Regions from separate parts of the Mus musculus genome. Here region 2 is linked to region 1. A link is a contact called in ENCODE POLR2A ChIA-PET data. All regions are on one chromosome and are shown on one strand. The core of a region is the stretch at or near the end of the contact, and the rest is flanking DNA. Distances in the headings are between cores, read along the strand shown. Region 1 has its middle 25 kb from the start of Gm32191. Region 2 holds the start of Uba3 (ubiquitin-like modifier activating enzyme 3).

Evidence for each region. ChIA-PET counts read pairs that join two places held with the same protein, here RNA polymerase II (POLR2A).
Region 2: POLR2A ChIA-PET joins it to region 1 with 11 read pairs in embryonic stem cell. The contact joins the promoter of Uba3 here to the enhancer-like site in region 1. POLR2A ChIA-PET finds 5 or more read pairs at or near these places in 3 of 5 experiments (Patski and embryonic stem cell).

What each region holds. Positions count from the first base shown.
Region 1 is chr6:97,275,240-97,279,884 of GRCm38, reverse strand. No RefSeq gene overlaps it. Among named protein-coding and RNA genes, the nearest start is that of Gm32191, 25 kb to the right of the region's middle. Within about 2 kb of position 3,389, at least 1 of the 3 ENCODE cell types and tissues checked has a DNase peak (open chromatin) inside an H3K27ac peak, as active enhancers do.
Region 2 is chr6:97,202,578-97,207,462 of GRCm38, reverse strand. It overlaps Uba3 (ubiquitin-like modifier activating enzyme 3), which reads left to right and starts at 1,816. Exons shown (of 18, transcript NM_011666.3): 1 at 1,816-1,930; 2 at 2,116-2,157; 3 at 3,869-3,989. The coding sequence starts at 1,911.

The DNA of each region.
Region 1 (4,645 bases), core at 2,140-4,639:
GACGAGAATAAAGTAACCTGTGTGGGAAACTAGTAGGTGCTGCTCCTGATCTAGAAAGCTGTTTTTTTTTTTTTTACACCCCTACCCCACCCGTGTGTGTATGTGTGTGTGTCTGTCTGTCTGTCTGTCTGTCTGTGTCTCTCTGTATGTGTTCGTGTTCCTGTGTATGAGTGATAGCATGCACACGTCATAGTACATCTGCCACAGTACTTATTTGAAAGTGAGTCTCTTGCTTGTCCAGCACTATTTTATGCTGGGTTAGCAGGCCCATGGACTTCTGGGAAATCTCCTGTCTCTGCCTCACAGCTCACTGTAGGACCACTAGATTACAAATGTGTAGCCGACTACTGGAATACAGACGTGCAGCTCTGTCACTTGGCCTTCTCTGCCTTTTCAAGATCCAACCTGAGCTCCTCACTGTCAGGGGGCAGTTGCTTTACCGATTGAGTCATCTCCCTAGCCCCAGACCCGAGGTGCATTCATTTAGCCACTCAAATAACAGTACTGAAATAAACATCCCAGCTGAGGGTTGATTCCTGCCCCCAGCTCCTAGAATTTTCCCCCCTCATTTAATCCTCACAGCAAGGCCACCACAGTTAATCCCAGCCCAAAGCTCTTGGATGTTAGTCTTGTGCCCGGTGTGTAGTTAGAGGCACTTAAGGCGGGGTTCCAGAGACAGCCTTTGTGAAGTGTGAGTTCCTTCCGTTCAGAGTGCACGGACAGGTAGGCTACACTAGAGACCTGAATGGGTGTTTTCCACCTCCTCCTCCCCCCTCAGCTGTCCGGCAAGGTCAGGGCAAATTATACCTGTGAGTATTCAAGAGTGAGTACCACCTTAAATCAGACACCCTGGCACCTCCCTAACTCATGCTGCGTCAGGTCATGCTGTTGGCTCCAAGACAAGTCACTGCCTTTTCTGCACACATAAGAAAGCAAACAAGCAAAAGATTTAGAGAGAGGGGGGAAAAAAAAAACAAGAGGGCAGGCAGTTAAATTTGGAAAAGAGTTCTAAGTGCCAATTTTTTTTTTTTTTTTTAAGAATTTATCTCTCAGGCATCCTGGGAAAATTTTAGACAGAGCTGAGAACAAAACCATTCAGTATGGGAAGTGTGTCCTGTAGACCTGAGATTCCTAGGCGACTGGAAAATGAGGCCAAGACCACTCCTAGGGTTTGGCTGAGGAGAGAAGGTTTTGTTGTAGGTGTGAGGGAGAGGACAGCCAAAGGCATCTGGAAGGGTCCAGACTGAACTGGGCCACGGTCGGGGATGGGAGGCGAGAGAGGAAAGGAGTGGCAAGCGATCCAAGAGAGGAACCAAGATACTAAGAGGGCATGTAACTAAAATGGCTGAGTTATATAGCGATCAGAGGCTGGGGGAAGGAAAGCCCAATCCGCGGGCTACAGAGGTTTAGGGGAAGGAGAGGGGGAGGGGCGAGAAGTTCAGGGAGAAGCCACAGGCTACTGAGAGGTAGCCAGAGTCAGCTTTGATATGTTAATAGGCACCTCAGGTAGCCAATTGCCCTGGGTTTCTTTGAGACCTAACATTAGGCAAACCCTCCTCTGTGCAAGGGCAGCTGGGACAGTTCCGAGTGAGAAGTCTGTGCAGTGAGGTGTCACACGCAGATAATGTCCTTCCTGCCTTTCCCGGGCACGGAGAGGTGCCCCGGCTCAGTGCATAAGCCCTTCATCTGGACAGAACCTTCTAGACTAACTAGGACCAGGTTTCTTCTAATCGTTGGGCTGGGTCTGGACTTTCAGAGCGTACAATATTGGTTAAGAAGGACACCTAGGGGCCGTCCCGGTTTACTGCAGGCAGGCACTCCTAGCTGCCCTGGATTCGGGATTCTCAATATTGTATGAACAAGGTGCTGTAGGTTACAGGGAGAAGGAAACAAACCTAACGAAAGCCCAGTTTCTAATTTCTAACCCCCAACACTTCTGATTACTCGCTGTGCTCTTGGGGGAGTTGTTTGGGGGGTTAGAAGCATGGAGAAATGTAGGGATTCAATAACATCTAACTCTTAATAACGTGTGCCTCAGTTCTTGGGACAAAGTAAGCCACGTCTTGTTATTGTTTCTAATGGGACTCTGCAAGGAAGAGAGTTAGTAACATTTAACAGCATTAAATTTAAACATCAATAATGTAAGACTTACATTTTTAATAGTCACTGAAGACCACAGTAGAGGTTTATAAAAAGTAAAGTACTTTCTCAGGGGGAAAAAAAAGTCAAACAAGCCAAACTGGCAAGATTTTTTAAACACAGTCTTTTAGAAAATCAAAATTAATTTATACATACACACAAATTCTGCTTTTTGGTTTTTTTTAAATTTTTTAAGTAAAGACAGGCTTGATGTGACTGGTTTTTCCTTTGCTTCAAACAACAAATGGTTTGTCCCTGTCTGGTACTGTGCCAACATATAACAAGAGGGCCCAGTGACATCTTTGTTTGCTTTAGATACAAGAATGAGAGCCCAGGATAAATGCTCAGACACACCAAAGGTCACATAATCAAGTACAGAGGAAATCACCCCCACACAGGAGCATCCTGGTGCAAGTCACCTTTTAAAGGGCATATGAAGAAGGACCACAGCGTTGGGGTGATCACAGGGCCTCGTGCATGCTGGGGCTGGGGCTGCAGCACAGAGACACATGCCAGCTGGGCATGGATCTAACTCTGCGCAGTCATGTGTGTGAAGGGAGAGAGAAGGAGACAGAGACACAGAGAGACAGAAACAGACAGGGAGACAGAGAAAGAAAGACATAGAGACAGAGACAGGAAGGAAGTGGAGGGGGAGGGAAGGGGAGGAGATAGAAGAGGGGGGAATGGGGAGAGGAGGGGAGGGGAGGAAGAGGAGGAGACATAGAGTCTTACATGGCCAAAGCTGGCTTCCAACTTGTGTAGCAGAGAACGACCCTAAACTTGTAATCTTCCTGCCTCTACCTCCTGAGTGCTGGGATTAGAGGTGTGTGCCACCGGGCTTGATTCACTGGTGCTGGGGACAGAACCCAGGGCTTTACACATATTGGGCAGGCATTCCACCACTGAGCTACATCCCCCCACCCTCATACTATTACTTGTTGGCAGAGATTTGGGCTCAGAGCTTTCTACCGTAGGCTGTCATTTTACTGGCCATGTGGTAGAGTTTACTGGTGATGTGTTTAACAAACAGAGACAAAGACCCAGTTAGGTTTGAATTTGAAACAAGCAAAGGGTGAACCTACATGGAGTGCATCCATGTCCCCAGTGTGTCCTCTATTTTATCGCCCTGTCACCCAGGCAACCTGATGGTTTAGTAAATAGAGCTGCAATTTCAAAACGGTCTGGATCTCCCTGGTTAGTTTTGGCAATTCCTCTAGGCTCCACCCAACAGCTACCTAGCAACAGCTTGCGCAGCTGCTTGCTTGGTACTAATAGCCAAACTCTCCCCTCCCCCTCCCCTTCCCCCTTCCCTTCCCCCTCTTCCCCCTCCCTTTCTCGCCCCTCTTCTCTCTCCCCCTTTTCCCTCTCTCCATCTCTCTCTTCCCCACAAGTTCATGGCCATCCTCTTCCTCTCTCCTCCCTCTTTGTCCTTCTTTGTCCCCCTCCTTTCCCAGGTCCCCTTCCCGTTCGCACTTGGCCCGTCACATGGTGGTGATTCCTCTGGGGAACACCTCCGGGCCCAACGAGACTGTCCCTCTCGCCCCTGCCGCATTATATTATGTTTTATAAAACACAACAGTTAAGACTCTCATTTCTGTGCTCTTCAACAGATCAGCAAGTGTAGATGGCTTTTAACAGAGTAACGAGATAGAAAGAGGCGTCAGAAAGTGGCTCAGTGTCTTAGGCTTCAAGGCAGGGGTTGAGTTTCTACTGCCTTCACTACCATAGCTGCTTCGGCACAGGAAATGCTCTGCACAGAGTGTGGTACCTGCCCATCCTGCAAATGCTGTTTCTTATACTGAGAGCTCCAGCTCAGGGCAACATAAATTACTTCCTTGGCACAACAACAACCCCACCTCCAAGGATCAACTTCCATTTACAGTGCAATGTAAATTATTGAGAATGTGTGGACTGGGGGCTTTAAAAGTACCTGTAATCACGTTGCCAACCTGGCTCTGAAATATCAGCCAGTTCCAGCTCCTTGGAGCTTAGTAAATTGAGTATGTGGTGAGCAGTTATTTCTTCTAATAATGTGGCTGCGCGCTGATGCAGACAGAGATGTCTCTAGATTCGCCTCCACGTTAGTGACCTTTGGAGGGTTTGGGGGGCATTCGTTTTTTTAATTATAGAGGAGTATTAGACATTAGACCACTTCAATTCCTAATTCAGATCCTTTCGACCTGGGCAAGTTTCTCAGGGCCCTCCCAAATAAATAAACCCTTCCCTGAGCAGCACTAGCTGTAGCTTTATACAGCTTTATACAGCTGTCAACCTCAGGATTGCTGTGGTGTGTGTGTGTGTGTGTGTGTGTGTGTGTGTGTGAGAGAGAGAGAGAGGGGGGGGGTGGAGGGAGAGAGAAACAGAGAGAGAGAGAAAAACAAGAGAGAGAGAGAGAAACAGAGTCCCATCCCTCACCAGTCTCTTCCTCCATTAGGCTGTGTGCTTTTAGGTTTCAGGGACCCTACTAGATATAGTGATACATGCCTGTAATCCTGCTATTCAAAAG
Region 2 (4,885 bases), core at 567-3,066, 71 kb after region 1:
ATAGACTATGGAGGATGTCTGTCTAATACTTGATGTCTAATACTTGATGATGTGCTTCACTGTAAAGAAAATAAATCTACTGAGGATTTCGGCCACTTGCCACTACTACTGTCATTATTAACAAAAGGAGGTGGCTCTTTCTAATCAGTTAGGCAGATCTCACGATGTCTGCTGTCAGCTGTCAAAGTGGTGAGTCATGGTGACACACAGATGCAGGACTGACATCTTTGTGAACTTCTTTTGGGTGTGTTGTCTGCATGTACATTTGCACCACTTGTGTGCTGGGTGCCAGCGAGTTGAAGGCCACTGTGTGGGTGCTGGGAATTAAACCTGGGTTCCCTGCAGGCTTTCTTCTTCTTCTTCTTCTTCTTCTTCTTCTTCTTCTTCTTCTTCTTCTTCTTCTTCTTCTTCTTCTCCTTCTTCTGCTATTTTTGTTCTATTTCTAAGGCTCAGTTTCCTCTTCTCACTGTCTGGTTATGACTGAATTTTTAGCTCAATGTGTGCTATTGATGAAAGTAGCTGGGGGATCGTAACAGATGAGCCTTCCTTAAGGTTCAATGAGAGCAGGACAAAGTAGATTGCATGCCTCAAGTGAGTAGTAGCAGCCCCCCCGTCCCCCTTTAATGAGCACCCTAGAAGCTATATCAGGGCACTTCACTGGTTTTCAAACAGTGTGTCCACAAACCACCTCTTGTGATAAAACTCAAACCTGGCATTTGTAACCTTCAAGTAATTCCAATCAAAAACCATATTTGAGAGCCACTTAAAAATTCACTTAATTTTCAATCTTAAAATCGTGAATGTTGTTATTCTCATTTTACAAATGAGGATCTGGAAATACCCAAGGGCTCACAGTTAATAGCTGAGTAGTAAGGGTTTAAATTCAGTTCAGACTTACATATTAAATTTTTTTATCTCACTTTACTAAAAGTGATATGTTTAACACAATTATTCTTTCCTTTCTTGTCTACCAGAATCAGTCATTTACATACAATATATGACTGTGAAGAATAGAGTCAAAAATTCATTCATTTATTAACACTTTCAAGTGACAGGTTATAAATAAATCTCTATACTTTTCATACCTAATCATCTATCTTATCTATCATTCATTTATTTATCTAATATATATCTTGATGTATATATGTATAACAGATTAGTTTTCTGACAGACTGGTGTGACACTGAAGTGTCACAAAGAAAATAAGACTCTTCACCCTATGTCTATTTAATGCTTTAAACTTCATGCCCATAAAAGCAAGGGTTTTGAATCTTCCTGATATATGGAAAACGGAAATTTCTTTCACCAATTTTCCCGGAGAAAAGCACTGGCATATTGGGGTGGCTATTTTAGTTTTTAAATAGAATATATGAACATTTTATGCAATTATGTGTCAACGTATAAGTGTATAAATAAGTAACATATCTAAGTTCATGTGGCATAGCAACATTATAGATGGTATAATATTAAGTAGGCACAATTAATCAAAGATTTTAAATACACTGGGAAATGCTTGCAAAGCCTAAGGGGACCTAAGCAGCCTATTTAGCCACTGCTTCCCGCTGTTCAACTAGCTTTCCCAGACGCTCCCGCCCCTCCCTCTCGTCCCCTGAAGCCGCGCCTCTAGTACTGGCTCCGCCTTCGCTCCTCCTTCTAATAGCCCAGTCTCAAAGCACTGGACCCCGCCCCTCCGCGCCTGCTCAGTTTTTCCCTCCTAAAGCCTCGGAACCCAAACCCCAGCTCCGCCTCTCCGTTTGAAGCCCCGCCCCGCCGCGCCCCCTCACTTTCTTACCTGAAGCTCCTCCCCTCCTCCCTGGCTCGGCTCTCCCTCCTTCCATTCACCTGCAGTCCCGCCCCTCCCGGGCGGACCCGCTCGGCGCGAGGGCCTCTGGGAAGAGGCGGGGAACAATATGGCGGATGGCGAGGAGCCGTAAGTATCGGGATTTTGCCGGAGCGCCGAGTTGGGCTGGGTTGTGAGAGAGCGCGGCGGTGGGCAGTCACCGCTGCCAGCCGGGGGTCCCCCAACCCCTTCCCCGTCCCCTCGCCCCCCATACCCTTGCGGCGCCCTCTTTGGAGCTTGATGCTGACCCTTCTTTTATTCTCTCTTTCTTTTAGGGAGAAGAAAAGAAGGAGAATAGAGGAGCTGCTGGCTGAGAAGTTAGTGCTGCTGGGAGGCCGGGGTCCTCTCCGGAGACCCCCGCCTCCCCCTAATCCCAGGCCTAGGGGACCAGCCGCAGCGGGCCCGAGGGTGCTGGGAGGGGGTCACCTGGAGCAGGCCGCGCGTCCTCACCCCTGACCCCGTCCCCAGCTCGAGCCACCGGCCGGCTGCTCCCTGGCTATGCTCCTGCAAAAGCCACCCGGTACTCCCCTCTTCCTCCAACCCAAATTGTCAGAGCTGTGACCTTGTGGCAAGTGAATCCAATCTAAATCTAAATGGACACGAGGCCTGTTTTGGGTCCTTGATGAACACTGAGACAATAGTACACATAAACTTTTTATGAACACTCCGTGAATCAGGAATTGTGTTAAAACTTGTCATTTTTGCAAGGTAATTGGGTCTTAAAGGACACGGCAACTCACTTGCTCTCTCATTTACCACACAACCTGTATTAAATACTTAGTTTTTTTTGATGCCGCAGACTTTAAAATTCTTTTCATATGGCCAATCCTACGTGATTCCTCTCCCCGCCCTCCGTGGGAAGGGGGAAAAAATACTCGTGTATTGGGTGTGGTGATTCATAATTTCTGTGTCAGCTCTCAGTAGTACTTTGGTCTTTTCCATGCCCCTCCCTATGGGTGAATTTCAAATGCAAGGGCTCACCCTTTCTCACCGCTTAATTCCCAACTCAGCACGAAATAACAAAGTTTGAGCGCTTGCTGTCTGCCAAGAGCAGCCCCTAAGTTCAATACCTGATGATCTCTTTACCTCATGACCATCAGAAGTAGTTGCAGTCTACAGCTGAAGTTTCTGACAGTTAAGGAATCTTCTCAAAGCTAGAGTGTGCTTGGTTATGGCGTGAGACCCAGCATTGCATCAGAACATCAGCTATGCAATGTATGTTAGTCCCTTTTGTAAACAATTGAAATCACTAATATATTTGAAGGTAGAAACTTTGGGGTTACAGGAAAGTTATCACAACCAAACATGAATGAATCTGTGGTTATAAAGTGCATTTGAGTGTTTTGTTTTGTTTTTTAGAGAAGTCCCACTTTATTAGTTGCATGTTCTCAAAGATTTCTTGATGGTAAATAAATGCCTATCTGTGGCATAATTGTAATCTAAACATTTTTCTTGTGTGTGTGTTTTGTGACAACAAATGGACCTTAGTATTAGGAGAGGTTTGTTTGTTTTTTATTTTTAGTTTTTAAAGGAAAAAAAAATACTGGGATCCTTCTGAGGAAAGAAATGTATGATCATTGCTTTCATCCAAAGTGTTCAGTGGCTCTCATCTTTCCAACTTGGGAGGAGCCATAACTAGTGTTAGACTGAAGCACCATAGTTCTCAGAGACCCCCCTCAACCTATGCACTTGTTACTTCTACTGAAGGAACAAACGGTTGATGGAAACTCAGAGTGACTGTAAATACCAAACAGAGGGAAGTCCTTTCTCACTTAGTGTTTAGTGTTGCGACTTTGATCTGTGGGTGCCGAGGAAGCTAGGAACACAGAGGCAGAATTATTTTATCAAGTAGGTGAAGAGTGCTTCCCCATACCAGACAAGCCAAAACTGGGAAAATAGAACCACAACTCAGTTTTCCTTTTTATTTGAGCAGGTCTGATGTGTGGTTACCATTTGGGGAGACCTAATAGTTCGGGCGTGGCTTTTTCGTACTGATCTTTGCAGCTGAATTTACTGTGTTCTGTGCAGAATGGCTGTTGATGGTGGGTGTGGGGACACTGGAGACTGGGAAGGTCGCTGGAACCATGTAAAGAAGTTCCTCGAGCGGTCTGGACCCTTCACACACCCCGATTTCGAACCAAGCACTGAAGTGAGAAACATTTGTTTTTAAACAACTGCTCTAATAGTCTTACATTTAAAAAATAAGACGATGCTTCCTATTAAACTTGCTATTATAATATAGATAATTAATGAAGTTGTTTTGTGAAATTAATCTAATTGAGTTGGATCTTTACAACTGATTTTATGTAAATGCCTAGAAATGCATTTTTATATTTTTCATATAAGTTTAAACATTTTCAAGTGTAGGATAAGTTGATGACATCATATTCTGGTATGTTTAAAATTCTAGTTTAGAATGATTCCTAAGACATATTTCCCTGTTTGTAGCCCTGAAGTGGTAAATCAATTCTAATAAGACTATAAGATACGCTTACTCAGGTATTCAAATTTAGTTGAAATCTTCACTTAGTATTGACTATAATTAATTGAATGTTAAAAATATGCTTGCAATAGAATAGATACATATTTTGAACTGCGTCTGACTTGAAGCAAATATTTGATTAGATAGAATTTTTTATTACAAAGTAATCACTGTAATGTGTTTTATGGCCTTTTGTGCCCATGAAGAGGTTTTGAAAGAGAAACGCTACTCATAGAGTTGTGTAAACGCTCGAGTTTGGTTTAGTAGCTTGTGCGAATAAATCGTTTTCCTTCTTTAGTGGTCAGCACAATGCATAGTAGTAATTCTTCCTTTGGATAATATAGTTATGCATATTATTTTCTTGTACTTTGATAGTGTTTCTGCACAGTAGCATAGGGCTGTCACTTCTGTTCGGCAGTGTGTCCAGGTTTTATCTCTGCTCATCTGGAACTTGCTGATTTTTCAAGTCTTGTAAACACTCATTGTTCAAAGAAAGGAACATGTGATTGCTCTTATCTAGTTTTTGTTAGACTTTCAAACACTTTTAAATTTTCACAAAGAAA